Regions from separate parts of the Homo sapiens genome. Here all the other regions are linked to region 3. A link is a contact called in ENCODE Hi-C or POLR2A ChIA-PET data. All regions are on one chromosome and are shown on one strand. The core of a region is the stretch at or near the end of the contact, and the rest is flanking DNA. Distances in the headings are between cores, read along the strand shown. Region 1 holds the start of MTERF2 (mitochondrial transcription termination factor 2). Region 2 overlaps RFX4 (regulatory factor X4). Region 3 holds the start of RIC8B (RIC8 guanine nucleotide exchange factor B).

Region 1 (4,523 bases), core at 776-3,275, 210 kb after region 3:
GTCTCTCCCCACAGATCTTGTCCTCATCCAGATATTCAGTTCATCCACTTGGGATTCTTTCCAACTTCTTCTCAAAATGTGATCTTGTCAGTTCCCTGCAATAAACTTGCCAATGGCATTTTAGGATAAAGACAAAGTAAAATAAAACATAGAAATGCCTTACCATGGCCTACAAGGCCTCTTTGGGCTCTGCCACCACCCTAATTCCCATTTCCCTCTCCTGCACCAGCTGCATTTGCTTCCTGTCAGTCCCTGGTGCTCTACTGGTTTCTACCATGTGGTCTTTGAAGACTGTGGGCCAGATTCCATGCCCAAAATGCTCCAACTTTTAGGCCTAAGTGTCACTTTCTCAAGGAAACTTTTCTAACCTTCACGAATACATGAAGCCTCCTGTCCCCATTACATGATTTCATGGCACCATGGACTTTTACACTTGCGCACAAGTGGTACAACAGCTGCAGCTGTTCACGTGTTGTTTCTGTCTCAACACTACATGGACAGACTGGTCACCACAGTGTTCCAATGAACTGCTTCCCTATCCTTCACCCAGCTGCCTTCACTGCCTCTAGGAGGCATTCCTGGGCAGGTGGCCTTCTGTGTGCTCTTCCACAGCACCCTGCTCCGGACGCTACTGCAGCACTTATTATGCTCTTACAAGTTCTTCATTCTTCCAACCAGTAGGAATTTTGTTGCTGTTTGTTTGAAGTTCAAGCTGTGTATCAGGCATACTAGGCACAGATCTGCTAAAACAACACTTCTTCACACCTCTGTTTGGATCACAGATCAACTCAGAACCTGAGAGTCACAGACTCTCTTTCCAGAAGAAAAGACCCACGCTCACAACATTTCGCAAATGATTTTAGCAGGATTCATGGACACCCTGCAGCCCGGCCATGAATGACCTGCACTAGATTTACAAGCGTTGGGAAGGCAGGAACTGAACGGTGTTCTGCTTTATTCCCTGCACCCAGCAAAGAACTTGTTCCACAGAGAGACAAAATTAGTATTTGTCAGGTGAAACTGAGTGAACAAGTGGATGCGGTACATTAATGCAGTGGGTAAAACTGGGTTAGCAGAGCCAGACTGCCTGATTCCTGGACAACAGTTGTGTTGTGACTTGAAGAAGTTACTTCACCTCTCTGAGCCTCAGTTTGGCATCAGGAAAATGGTGATACTATCTCCTGGGTGACTGCAAAGATCAAACGAGTTAATACCATAAATCACTTAGAATATGCAGAAAACTCTTCACATATACTAAATCATTAAATCATCACAACAACTCATTTTAAAATGAGGAAACAGACGCAGGTAAAGGAACTTGCCCAAGGTTACTCAGCTAAAAAAAAAAACAAAAAACAAAAAACCGGCAGAATTTGGACTCAAACCCCACAGGTTGGCTCCAGAGTCCTGCCTGCTCTTAGCCCTGTGCCCCCACATATAGCAATGCTTTTGGTAAATGTTTGTTAAATCACAATGTGGGCTGTTCTAGGATGCTTGTTTCTTAAGCATTTTTGGGGAGTGAAATTCACTTCTGTAATACACAGTTATGGTTAGTATGGTCTTCTCTACACCACCACTGGTTTCAATAAAGTTCTTCTTTCGTAACACATATGCCCTGCTGCCAGTTTCAAATTGACCAACGTTTATAAGCAAGGAAAAACGAGGGTCCACGGAAGATCTCCAGGACCGATCAAAAGGCCGCACATTCACTGTGGGGCCTCCGCTTTTCCAGAGAAACCCGGCAGGCTGAGCTGAGCGTCTGGCGAGGCGTGGGGTTTTGCGGGCCCTGACCGCTGCGGCGCCGCTGGTGAGGAACACGCCCAGGAGCAGAGGAAGGGGGCGACTCACCCGTCGGCGTCAGCTCCAAGCAAGGCACAGGGAGTCCCGGGGGCCAGGCCCCGTCCTTCCCTCTCTCTCCGGCCAGCCTCCCCACAGTCCGCAGTCCCCGAGGCCTGGAGCCGGGATTTCGGTCCTCGGTCTCAAGAAGCTCCCGACAGTTCTCAGCAGCGCCAACCAGGCCATCAGTCCCTTCGCCCATGGCCAATCAGGGCTCGGGAGATGACCGCCAACCCCCGCCCCCCCAAGACACGCCCCCGCGTCCCAACGCAGCCAGTCAGAGCGCGGGACACAACTACGCGTCCCTCCCCGCACCACGAGGGCGAGTCGGAGTGGGAATCGGCTTTCCAGGCAGCCCAGCCTGTGCTGGCGGGGGCATCTGGCATTTTCACACCCTTTCCTTCCCAGCATTTTAGGAAGCGGAGTTCCAGTAGCTTTGACGCTTAGAAAATATAAGAAAAAAAAGAAGTAACAGAAACCGCTATATCTTTAAGATAGAGCCAATCACTGTTCCCAAAATAATTCAGTTAGGTAAAGAACCAACTTACAAAAGAAATGTTTAAAAAACCCCCAAAGTTCTTTGAAACACATCTGAACTCTTCCCCGCCCCCACCCTACCCCAGCAGTTAGCGACTGTCTTTAAAAGCCATTCTCCTTTCTCTCCCTCCTTGCCACCTTCACCTAAATACTCCCCTTTTCTGATAAACTGCCAAGTGGTTTCCATTCTAATTATTACCGGTGATGCCCAACCTCATACACTAAACACGTTAATTTCTCCTTAAAGCCAGGCTGAATGTCTCTCTCATTTATTTTCACATTTATCCATCCAAAAAACAAGTATTTATGGCAGGCCTGCTAAGTGCCAAGCATATTGAAACAGCAATGAGAAAATAGAGGGGGAATAAAACACATTCCCTGTCCTTATGGAGCTTACATTCTAGTGGAGGGCAGAGATATCAACAACTAATAACGTGACTAATCACACCTAGTTAAGTGTTATCGAGGACAGGGTGCCCTGAGCTGGGCCTGGTGATTCTGTTTGTGTGGAGTTGGAGTCAGGAAAACTGGTTTTCCCAGCTGGAGGTGTCTGCTGTCAGGTGTTCGTAGCACACTGTGCACAGTTCTGCCGTCGGTGGCACTGGCATACAGACTGCCCTCGCACCCTGTGGAGTGAATTCCTTGAGGCTACTGATTATTTTTTCTGTCAACAATGCTGGGCACACAGTAGGAACTCAGGAAATGTTAACTAAATCTTTGAGTCTAGTCTCACTATGCAGTTTAGGCTCAACAGGCTATATTGAGAGGAGCTCACACGTGCATTTAACTCCACTGAGTAGCAGCAAGAATCCTGGCTCCTCAAGATCACCCACCTCTGATCTCTAGGATATTCTAGAATGATCTGAGCAACTCATGTGTACAGCTGGGGGGTGTTTGTCCAGCAACTCCTGAGTTATCCGAATATAAAAACTCTATTATGCATAGATTTATTGCACACTTTTTCCTGAAATAAAATGATTTGGGGTCCAGACTAACCAAAGTGTGTCATTTGCACTTAGGAAAAGGAAATTAGGATACAGAAAAGGAAGTTAAGGAATGTAAACTCAGGACTTAGAACTGCAAGCTGCCATCACTGGTCAGGAGGGAGGGAGCAGAAATGTGCACCAGGGTGCTGGAAGCTTGTATTAGGGCTCCACGTAATTGTGCAAGGAATTACAATACATATGACCCCGTGCATTGTAATCAAAACTTGAAACTGACAAATCAGCTATGCCAACTGTATTAAATAAATGCTACTCAAAGTTTTTTCCAGCCCAAATATTTAAACAGTGCATTTCTAGGACCATATAATCAGAAAAAAAACCTTGAATGAAGAAAAGGGGAAAAGAACTTACAATTATGCATATTATGTACAAGAAAATTACAAACACATTTGAATTGTGAGAAGATCCTGAAATTTCTAGTATGTAAGAGATGCATTAAAAATACTGATAGACTTTTATATCTCAAATTTACTTATTTATTTTAAGCAAATATGAAAAACATAAGGACTTTGTACAGTTCATTCAAAACCCTGGTTCTCTCAATATAATTTTCCCAAGTTGTCAGTACAGTTTTTGGCAATAAGAATTGAAGAAGTATTTGCTGAATGAGTAAAATGTCTTAAATCCCTTAACCACAAGTAGGATTTCTAGTTAAGGGGAGAACACTGATTCGAACATCATGTATCTGCTCAAGTAGAGCATGATGACTGATGCCTTTTCTTTCCCTTTCAGTGATTCATTTTGACCACTATTTACACCAAACTGAAAAAGCTTTCCAAAAAACTCCCTAATAAAAAAAAAATCCTCTTACATTTATAAATAGCATACCAGTGCTTATGCTGAGATAGTGTTCTTTTACTGTTTATTTATTCACATTAAAACTGAATCTTTGGCCGTGCGCGGTGGCTCATGCCTGTAATCCCAGCACTTTGGGAGGCCGAGGCCAGCGGATCATGAGGTCAGGAGATCGCGACCATTCTGGCTAACGGTGAAACCCTGTCTCTACTAAAAAATACAAAAAATTAGCCGGGCGTGATGGCACGCGCCTGTAGTCCCAACTACTCGGGAGGCTGAGGCAGGAGAATCGCTTGAACCCAGGAGGCAGATGCCGCAGTGAGCCGAGATCGTGCCACTGCACTCCAGCCT
Region 2 (4,331 bases), core at 1,250-3,749, 130 kb before region 3:
ATACATGTATGACACCATGACAGTGTGAAAACCAGGGACAGGGGAATGTTGCAGGTGGAGAGAACAGCTTCTACAAAGGCCCCACTGTTGCAGGTGACCTCTCCAGATTGAGCAGAGTTGTGCCTACAGGTGGTTTATTAGGGCATGCGCCCAGCCTCCACGCCCATAGGGGTGTGAGGGATGCTGGAATAGACAGAGGGGGTGTTAGGCAGTGAAGAGGTTATCACAGAGGCTTCAGCCAATCCTACAGGGAGTTCTGAGGTGGAGATGGCCAGTTAAAAATGATCTGAATCAAAGCAACGGATCCAGACCTTTATCCCCCAACCCCATTGTCCATCACTGAATACAGGCTGCCCCCAGGGTGGGGGTGTAACTTGGGAGAGGCGGTTGCCTTCATGTTTTGCTGAGGATCACTCCTTGGAATGATTCAGCCTCCCAGTAGGGGGAACAATGTCTCAGTGCCTCAGGGCAGTCTGGGCACACTCAGCGTCCACCACTCCTTCCCGGGATGGGAGCAGGCTGAGCTTGCTGAAGGACCCACGAGAAGGTGGCCCATGTGGTTGGAGCATAGCACACATGGAGGAGAATGACACAAGATGAGGTGGGAGAGGCAGGCAGGGGAGAGGCTACATAAGCAGTAGGGAAAAGAAAGTAGGACATTAAACTTAGATAGGAACAGTCATGCTTAAAACGGTGTGGAGAACATGTGACCTCCTACGTAAAGCTGCACATGTATCATCTTTTAAAAAATATGGTTTCAGTATAAAAACTTTCTCTCTCAAAAGAGAGTGGATGCACCCTCCATTTTACAAGGAAAAGTGACATGATTTACAACGTGTCCCCTTTTTGCTGTGGCTGCCGTGGGGTTGAGAGCTAAATCTGATGCTTACAGACTTTTGCAATCACTTCTTTCCTTTGTCTAATTTTCTTCTTCTTTTGCTAGCTTAAAAAAAAACCCAGGATATAAGTAAATTTAATAAATATATTTTTGCTTTACTTTTATTTTGTTTACACAAGAAATACATTTCCTTGTTAAAAAATTAAAAACATTATAGGTAAGACTCCAGTCCATTTCTCCTTGTAGTTCTTTGCCTTCTCCTCAAAAGCAACCCTATTCAGTGAGACATGTGTGTGCATGTGTGCACTTGTGTGTATACATATGTGTAGATATGTATTACAGACCCTTCCCTATGAATTTGCACACATATGTATCTGTAGAAGTTTCTGAAGTATGGTTTTTAATTTAGCATTGTCTCCTTTATAAAAAGCATGCAGATGTATCACACTAAAAATATTGACCCGCAACCTGTTATGCTGTATTGATCCACTACTTGCTTTCTTCCTTAGTAGAATGTCCTGAAGCTACACTCATGGTTCATAAAGAACAACCTCATTTTAACTGCAGCTCAGTGTTTAGCATAAGACAATGGCAGAATTAATGTTGCCATTTCCCCTTTTTTTTTTTTTTTTTTTTTGAGACAGAGCCTTGCTCTGTCACTCAGGCTGGAGTGCAATGGTGTGATCTCGGCTCACTGCAACTTCCACCTCCCAGGTTCAAGCAATTCTCCTGCCTCAGCCTTCTAAGAAGCTGGGATTACAGGCGCGCACCGCCACATCCAGCTAATTTTTGTATTTTGGTAGAGATGGGGTTTTACCATGTTGGCCAGGCTGGTTTTGAACTCCTGACCTCAAGTGATCCACCGGCCTCAGCCTCCCAAAGTGTTGGGATTACAGGCATGAGCCACCCCACCCGGCGCCACTTCCCTTTTGATGAACATTTAAGTTTTGTTCAAATCTCATCTTTGCCATTACAAGTAGGGCCTCACGGAACATCTTCGTGTGTGCCCCCTTGGACACCGTGGGAGTGTTTCTTCATGTCTGTATCAAGAAACAGAATTGCTCCATTAACACTTAAAGTGTTGATGGGATTGCAAAATTACCCATCAAATGGCTTTACCATTTTATATCTTCATCTGCAGTGCAAAATACTTACAAAACAAAACAGGAACCTAATGCTAGGACAAGCATCTCATTCTCTGAGGCATTTATGTCCTTCATGCTGTGCCCTCTCTCCAGCGGCAGTGGCCAGCCCCTGAGGACAGAGAGGAGGGCAGGCCCAGGAAAGGACACTGGCCGCACCACTAAGGCGCCCGCCACCCGCCTGACAGTGTCGAGCTCTCCTGGGACATTTGGCTTGTTATTGGAATTGGGTTAGGAGCTATTTGCTTCTCCTTCTTCCCCTTCCTTGCCACAAACCCCCTCCCCCTCCCCCTAGAACAAATAACACCGCTCTAAGAACAAATAATACAGCAGCCAAGCAGCCTAAAATAATTGGGGACACGTGATCTGGAGGCAACTCCCAGCAGAAAACAGGCAAATATTGTCAAATGCCTTCTGCCAAACACTTTCCAGCATCCTCGGTCACGAGGGTTAGTAAATCCCAACTCACTGGGGATGGTGAGCGCTGCTGGAATCCCGGCCGCACAATAACCTCTATTCATGCAGAGAATTTCGAAATGGAAAGCAGCCTGTTCCGCAGTCCCGGCCTACTTGCTGCCAACACATGCCCCCTCCGTGCCCCGCCCTCGCCCGCCACCCTTGCCGCCCTTACCCAGAGCTCCTTGTACGCCTTCTGGGTGGGGACGTTTTCCCTTCCAGCAATTTACTGAAGAAATGAGGCTCTTCCAAAAAGGAGGACAGAAGATCAAATTGTCACTTTCGGGGGGGATTGGGGGGAGATTTTCCTTTCTTTTGAAAAAAATTAAATTGAGGACTTGGGTGGTTGACAAGCTATCAATATTCCAAATTAATATGAAACAAAAGAAATTTATAATTTCTCTTTAGAATGTTCTGGAAGGTCATAGGTAAGACATTGGGTTTGGCACTGTTCCAAAGAAGAAATACATTGACATTTTAGACCAGATCACAGCTGCTAGATCAGACTCATTGGATGTAACCGATAACTGACATTTTGCACCCTTTTGTGACTTGATTCTTACTCAACAGTGACAGAACATTGCTTTCATAATGTGAGTTAGGTAACATGGTTCTAAAAAGGGAGGCTGAACACTTTTAGCTCTGAACACAACCAGTGTTGATAGATAATGCCACTAGATGTGACTGTGTCCCTCCGGATGACCTCAGCTACAGATGGAGAAAGGTCAGTTAAGCTGGACAACCCAATGCCAAGGGCAGAAATTTCTCAGGGAATGAGATGCTGTGTTGTGGAACCACAACTTTTTTTAAAAAAAGTATTTTGTGCTGTGGGTAAATGTGTCAAATGGTAAAGCCATTTGACGGGCAATTTTGCAATCCATTAGCATTTGAAGCACATGCAGCCAGCAGCTGTGCTTCTTGATGCTGGCAGGGAGAAACACTCCCACACAGGTGTGTAAGGGGGCACATACGAAGATGTTCTGCGGGGCCTTATTCATAATGGCAAAGTGCAGTAGAGATGAGTAGAGTACTGGGTATAGGTGGAAAGGGACCACTGAGGAGGTAGCTTCTGGTAGGGGATGGTGCCAAAATCACCTCAGCTACTGTCCAGGACAACCAGAGCTCTGGGCTGCAAACCTGTAGCCTAGGCCCCAAAAGAAGCATTCGGAACCAAATGGAAATTGCAACACTGTGCTTAATACATTGCCTAGTTTTATCCAAAAAAAAAAAAAAAAAAAAAAAAAAAAGAGGGGACTTGAATAACCAAAAACTGAGCTGAGAGATTCCAGAAGCTACCTAAGCCCAGGCCTTACTAGAACACTAATTCAGTAGGTTGTAGGTCAAACCCAGCGTAGGAATTGGATGACTACTGTTCTGGTCCAGTTTAGACATTACAATGGCAGGAATAAATCTCTGATTCAGTCCATTGCCCCACATCAGCCAAACCTACAGGTTCAGCAATCACCCGTGGGATGCCAGGCTTGTCAGGTGATGTCACTGCTGAGCACACCTAATCCTCATGAAAATCCTGTAGAGAAGGCAGGACAGCTACCTGTATTTAAAGAGGAGGAAACCAAGGTAGTCTCTTTCTACACAAAGAGGGGGACATTCCTGACTCCCCAGGGAAATCCTCAACAACAAGGAAGCTGGGTCAGCTGAAGTCCCCTGAGAAATGTCAGTGTCCACACAAATGCATGTTTCTGATTGGCTCGTCTACTTGGCAGCAAAGCATGGCTTAATGGTTGTGTAATGAAATAGATTGTTTTTTTGTTTGTTTTATTTTGCTTTGGAGTTTTCTAGACTTAGCCTCAGTCCTAACCAGAGCCTGTATGAGCCAAAGCCCACTGTTTTCTATTCATTTGCTGTCTGGTGGTGTTATCTCCCTAGCTCCCATC
Region 3 (4,315 bases), core at 1,762-4,261:
AGGCTTTTTCATTGGCCCTAACCTGAAAGTCCATAATATTTTATGTTATCAGAGCCCAGGGTGCTTCTAGCCCTTAACTATACCACTTATTAGCAAACTTCCTTGCTTATGAGCCAGCTAATCAATACTCTGAACTTCCCTTTTCTCTGTAAAAAAGAAAATAGTGCCTCTTATTGATCTTGCAATTTCAGCTATAGTAAGGATTAAATCAAATAATCTATGTGGAGATATTTTAAGAATTTAAAATCTCTATCCATAGATATATATAGGATTACTATATTACTGTTTGTAAGAGCAACGACTTGTGAAAAAATATTTGTTGCTTTGATTACCAAGGCTCTAAATATTAATTCCTTGCTATCATGCCACTCAAGCATCACCAGGAAGTGAAGTCAGAACAGGACTAGAGTCTCTAGTCCCTGAAAGTATCCCGTAACTAATATTCAAGGAGGTAAAGTGATGTAGTGACCTAGGACTCAGCTAGTCTAGGCTCCATTCCCAGAGTCTGCTATTGACCTTGGACAAGCCACTTAATTTTTCTGGAACCAGAGTCTCGTCAGTGGTCAAAAGATGACTTGAATTAGAGTCAAAGATCCCTTTGAGTTACAAAATCAGAATATGAACATTTAATTAAAATTACTAAAGTACAACTTCCCAAGTCATTAATTCATCTCGTTTTACATTTTTTAAATCTCTTTTTAGAAGTACAGAGTTGGAGACTAAAAACATAGCCTATTTCTGGCAAACAGACATTTCAAAGACATGTGTCTGAAATGTCAGAGACCTTCTAAAAGAATTCTAAAGAGAAACATCTCTACGGAAATAAGATACTTTGTGCTCGTTTAATATCGTCTCTGGGAGACCCTTGCTCCAAAAATAAATATATGGATACCCCCAAAGCACTTAATTCTGTACTGGACACAGAGCAGGCACCCAAATACTTTGTTAACAGCTCTCAGTTTTTGTCCCAGTTCTTGTTACTTAACTCATCTGACCCTGTTTTCTTATCTATAAAGTGGGAACAATACCTTCCCCAATGATCCATTGAGATTAGAAGTATTAAAAAGTTCTGTAAACTGTTAAAAACAATTGCAAGATGTTACTATTAGCTTAGAAAATTAGCTAACTATTCCATGACCTTACTAAAATGTGCTTTTTGGAGAGATGGATTAAAATCTTTCTGACTTAATTTATTACAGAGCACCTACCCCAATGCCTGACTCAAATATGCTCAATAAATGTTTGCTGCATGGAAAGTATAATATACAGAAAGACCAAAAGCTCCATAAACTCAGGTCCCATGTTCGTTCTTATTTCCGAATTCCCAGTATCTAGCAGAATATCTACCACAGCATAGAAGAAATTCAATCATTAGATAAATAAACTTTTGCCCCCTCTAGTTCCTCTTCAGCACAGCTCAAGAGGGAGAGACTGGTAGGGGAGACATCAAGGATGATTATGGGTAAAGGCTGCTTGGAATGGAAAACTTGAAATTACTTGGAGAATTCATCCACTTTCCATCAAAAAAAAGCTTGGGAGAGCAGAAAGAGCACAGGCTCTGAGTTCAAATTCAGTTTCCAAAAATCTGCAATTTTGATAAATTAACCAACTAACCTCTCCAAGACTCAGTTTCCTCATCTTAAAATGAGAATAACTCATATGGGTGCTCACTAGAATGGAAGCTCCATGAAGGCAGGGACTTTACTTTGGGCCCACTGTATCCACACTGCATTTAACAGCACCTGGGCACAGCACAGGCTCTCAAATATTTGTTGAATGAATGTGTATGAAATTGATTGAGCTAACACAGGTGAAGTATTAACAGAGTGCCTGACACGTAATTACCACCGGGGCAATGGGAATCTTTGTCATCACCACCACCGCTACTGTATCGGTATTATTACAGTTCCCGGAGGTCGTAGAGCGGCCGCTTCGGGGGGAAAGGCCTGGTTTCAAACCTCGACTTTCCCATTCTCTGGCCGTGTGACTTAGGATAAATTACTGAAACTATTCGGGTTCCTTTTTATTTCCACAAAAATTTGTGTTGGGAGAATTAGAGGATATAGGGAAATTACCTAAGAGAGTCTGGAGCCCCGGTGGCACGAGATGCATGCTAGAGATTAGTATTAAGGCAGAAAATCGCCGAGTCCTCTTTTATCCAGATAACTGCCTTCAATTATTTCCCACATTACTGTAGCTGAGTACATAACAAGAACGCAAATAAGGGTGGAAGGAATTCCCGAGACCGAAACCGCTAAATGAGAAAAGGGAATTAAACCGTGCTTGACAGTTCCCACCAAGGGATGGCAGTTTCCGCGACCGTCGGCCAGTCCAGCCAGCCCAGCCAGCCGAGACTGAAGCAGGACAGTCAGCGACATAACGAACAAAACCGAAGCAGACGCTTAGACCCTCCCTCTAACGGTCTCCCCGCCGCTGGCCTCAGGCGGCCGCCAGACTCCCGTTTCCGGCCCTCGCGGTACCACAGTTCCCAGCATGCCCTTGGCGGGAATTCTTTCCGGCTGGATGACTACCAATCCCAGCATGCCATTCGGCACGCCAGTAAATTAGATGGAAGAGCGGGATAGCCCCATTGCATGCAGGGAATTGCAGTCCATTTAGCGGCTGGTTCATAGATGGGCGGGGAAGAGCCGGGTTGCTCTAGTCCTTTGAGAATGATTCATAGAGGAGGGTCAGGAAAGAAGAACGGTTCAGTCTGTGAAAGCCCCCTTAAAAGACTGGACAGTTCTCCGAGGGAGGGAGAGGCAGGAGAGCAAGCAGGGCCTTGGGCCTGACTCCGCCTCGGTCCGCTAGCCAGGCCTCGACCGAGTCCTGGGCCTTGTCAGGGGCGGCCGTGAGGCGCCGGTTGCTGGGGGAGCGGTGACGTCGCGGGGTGAAAGTTGAGGGGCGGTGACGTCGGGCCGGCCCGGGCGGAGGCTGGCGGGTTGGAGGCAGGACGGAGGGAGGGAAAGAGGGAAGGAAGGAAGCTGGGAAGGAGCGAGCGGGGGCGCGAGGCGTTTACCTGGAGGCAGCGGCTTGGGCGCGCAGAGCGGCCGCGGCTCCCCCGCACCTGCGGCCATGGATGAGGAGCGCGCCCTCTACATCGTCCGGGCCGGCGAAGCAGGGGCTATCGAGCGGGTCCTGAGGGATTACAGCGACAAGGTAAAGAGTCCTGGCCCCGGGCGTGCGGTATCGCACCCCCGGGCCGCCCTCCGTGCTTGCACATCGCATCCTTCCCCACCCCCCTCATTCCGGGGATGCGCATTGCTCTCCCCCGAAAACGTTTCCGGCTTGGGCATGCGTGTTTGTGCCCCCAGCCTTTTCCATCCATGCATCCTGCATCCCACTACCCCCACTGTAGCGCCCACTCCTCTGATTCCTGGCCCAGCAGCTTGACCTCCGGTCCTCCTCTCAAGCGTGCAAGTCACACCCCCGGAATCCGTAGATGTGCATCTGTGCCCCGTGCCCCACTCCTGGATGCATAAATGCATGAGAGGCTTCCTCACCTGTATAGCATAAAAATACGTGCTTCCCTGCATAAACACGGCCCTTGACATGCATCAAATGTATCAGCAACGATGGCAGTTTCTATACGTTTAGCACTGTACGGTTTTCAAGGCATTGATGTCTCATCTATGGTCTCCTTTGATCCTCAGAGTGTTTATAGGGTAGATGGTATCATCCTCCCCATTTTATAGATGAGGAAACCGAGGTGCAAAGAGCTGAAATCACGCCCAAGGTCATGGACATATAATGTTGTAAGTGGGTGGAGAATGTAACTCCTAATGATACCTGTTATTTGTATCGCATTAACAGCTTTCCTATCCATTATCTTATTTAATCTTACAGCAATCCTGTGAGGTATTATCTGCATTTTGCAATTGAGACTCTAGATTGGTTAAGTAACTTGCCCAAGGTCATACTTGGAGCTGGTATTCCAGTTTAGTTCTTTCCACTTCACAACTCTGCGTAAAAGAGTATCTTGTTATAAATCCCAGTCACTTCTCAGAACCTCTTTCCAAGAACCGTTAGCTCTTCATTACTTTTCCTTCCAGGAATTTTACATGCTCACTTCAAAAGATAGCCTACCACACCTTTATCCTTTGGTTTAGAAGACTGCTTTATAGGAATGACTGGCGACTCCCTTCTGTGAAAACACACCCAACACCAAGTCACAACCTAGCTGTTAATGTTTTTCTTTCTTTTGCCCCCGTACATCGTCTCCCCTTCAGTGTTTGCTTTGTGTCCACCACTGCATCCATCCACTTTGTATTACTGACAATTGGTGTCTTATTTTTGAATCTTTTCCACCCGGGGC

What was found. Hi-C counts contacts between places; a loop is a spot of excess contacts on that map. ChIA-PET counts read pairs that join two places held with the same protein, here RNA polymerase II (POLR2A). Pooled maps may share reads with other maps.
Region 1: a map of naive thymus-derived CD4-positive, alpha-beta T cell shows a loop between it and region 3 (9-fold over the local background). The contact joins the promoter of MTERF2 here to the promoter of RIC8B in region 3. A Hi-C loop is called at or near these places in 2 of 168 maps with a recorded cell type or tissue (head of caudate nucleus and naive thymus-derived CD4-positive, alpha-beta T cell), 1 of 37 single-sample maps with no recorded cell type and 20 of 50 pooled maps. POLR2A ChIA-PET finds 5 or more read pairs at or near these places in 2 of 52 experiments (HCT116 and MCF 10A).
Region 2: a map of dorsolateral prefrontal cortex shows a loop between it and region 3 (11-fold over the local background). The contact joins the enhancer-like site here to the promoter of RIC8B in region 3. A Hi-C loop is called at or near these places in 5 of 168 maps with a recorded cell type or tissue (Calu3, dorsolateral prefrontal cortex, head of caudate nucleus and 1 more) and 6 of 50 pooled maps. POLR2A ChIA-PET finds 5 or more read pairs at or near these places in 4 of 52 experiments (A549, A673, H1 and 1 more).

Annotation. Positions count from the first base shown.
Region 1 is chr12:106,985,121-106,989,643 of GRCh38, forward strand. MTERF2 (mitochondrial transcription termination factor 2) reads right to left here and starts at 2,026. Exons shown (of 3, transcript NM_001033050.3): 1 at 1,849-2,026; 2 at 1-105.
Region 2 is chr12:106,642,777-106,647,107 of GRCh38, forward strand. The region is part of intron 3 of RFX4 (regulatory factor X4); the gene reads left to right. All of the region lies in intron 1 of LOC100287944 (a long non-coding RNA gene), which reads right to left. Among named protein-coding and RNA genes, the nearest start is that of RFX4, 62 kb to the left of the region's middle. RefSeq lists an enhancer at 1,659-2,160. Within about 2 kb of position 2,500, at least 6 of the 41 ENCODE cell types and tissues checked have a DNase peak (open chromatin) inside an H3K27ac peak, as active enhancers do; they include dorsolateral prefrontal cortex, where a contact is called at or near this core.
Region 3 is chr12:106,771,671-106,775,985 of GRCh38, forward strand. It overlaps RIC8B (RIC8 guanine nucleotide exchange factor B), which reads left to right and starts at 3,012. Exons shown (of 10, transcript NM_001330145.2): 1 at 3,012-3,159. The coding sequence starts at 3,076. It overlaps LOC100287944 (a long non-coding RNA gene), which reads right to left and starts at 3,161. Exons shown (of 4, transcript NR_040246.1): 1 at 3,020-3,161. RefSeq lists enhancers at 2,161-2,712, 3,483-3,532 and a silencer at 2,923-3,152.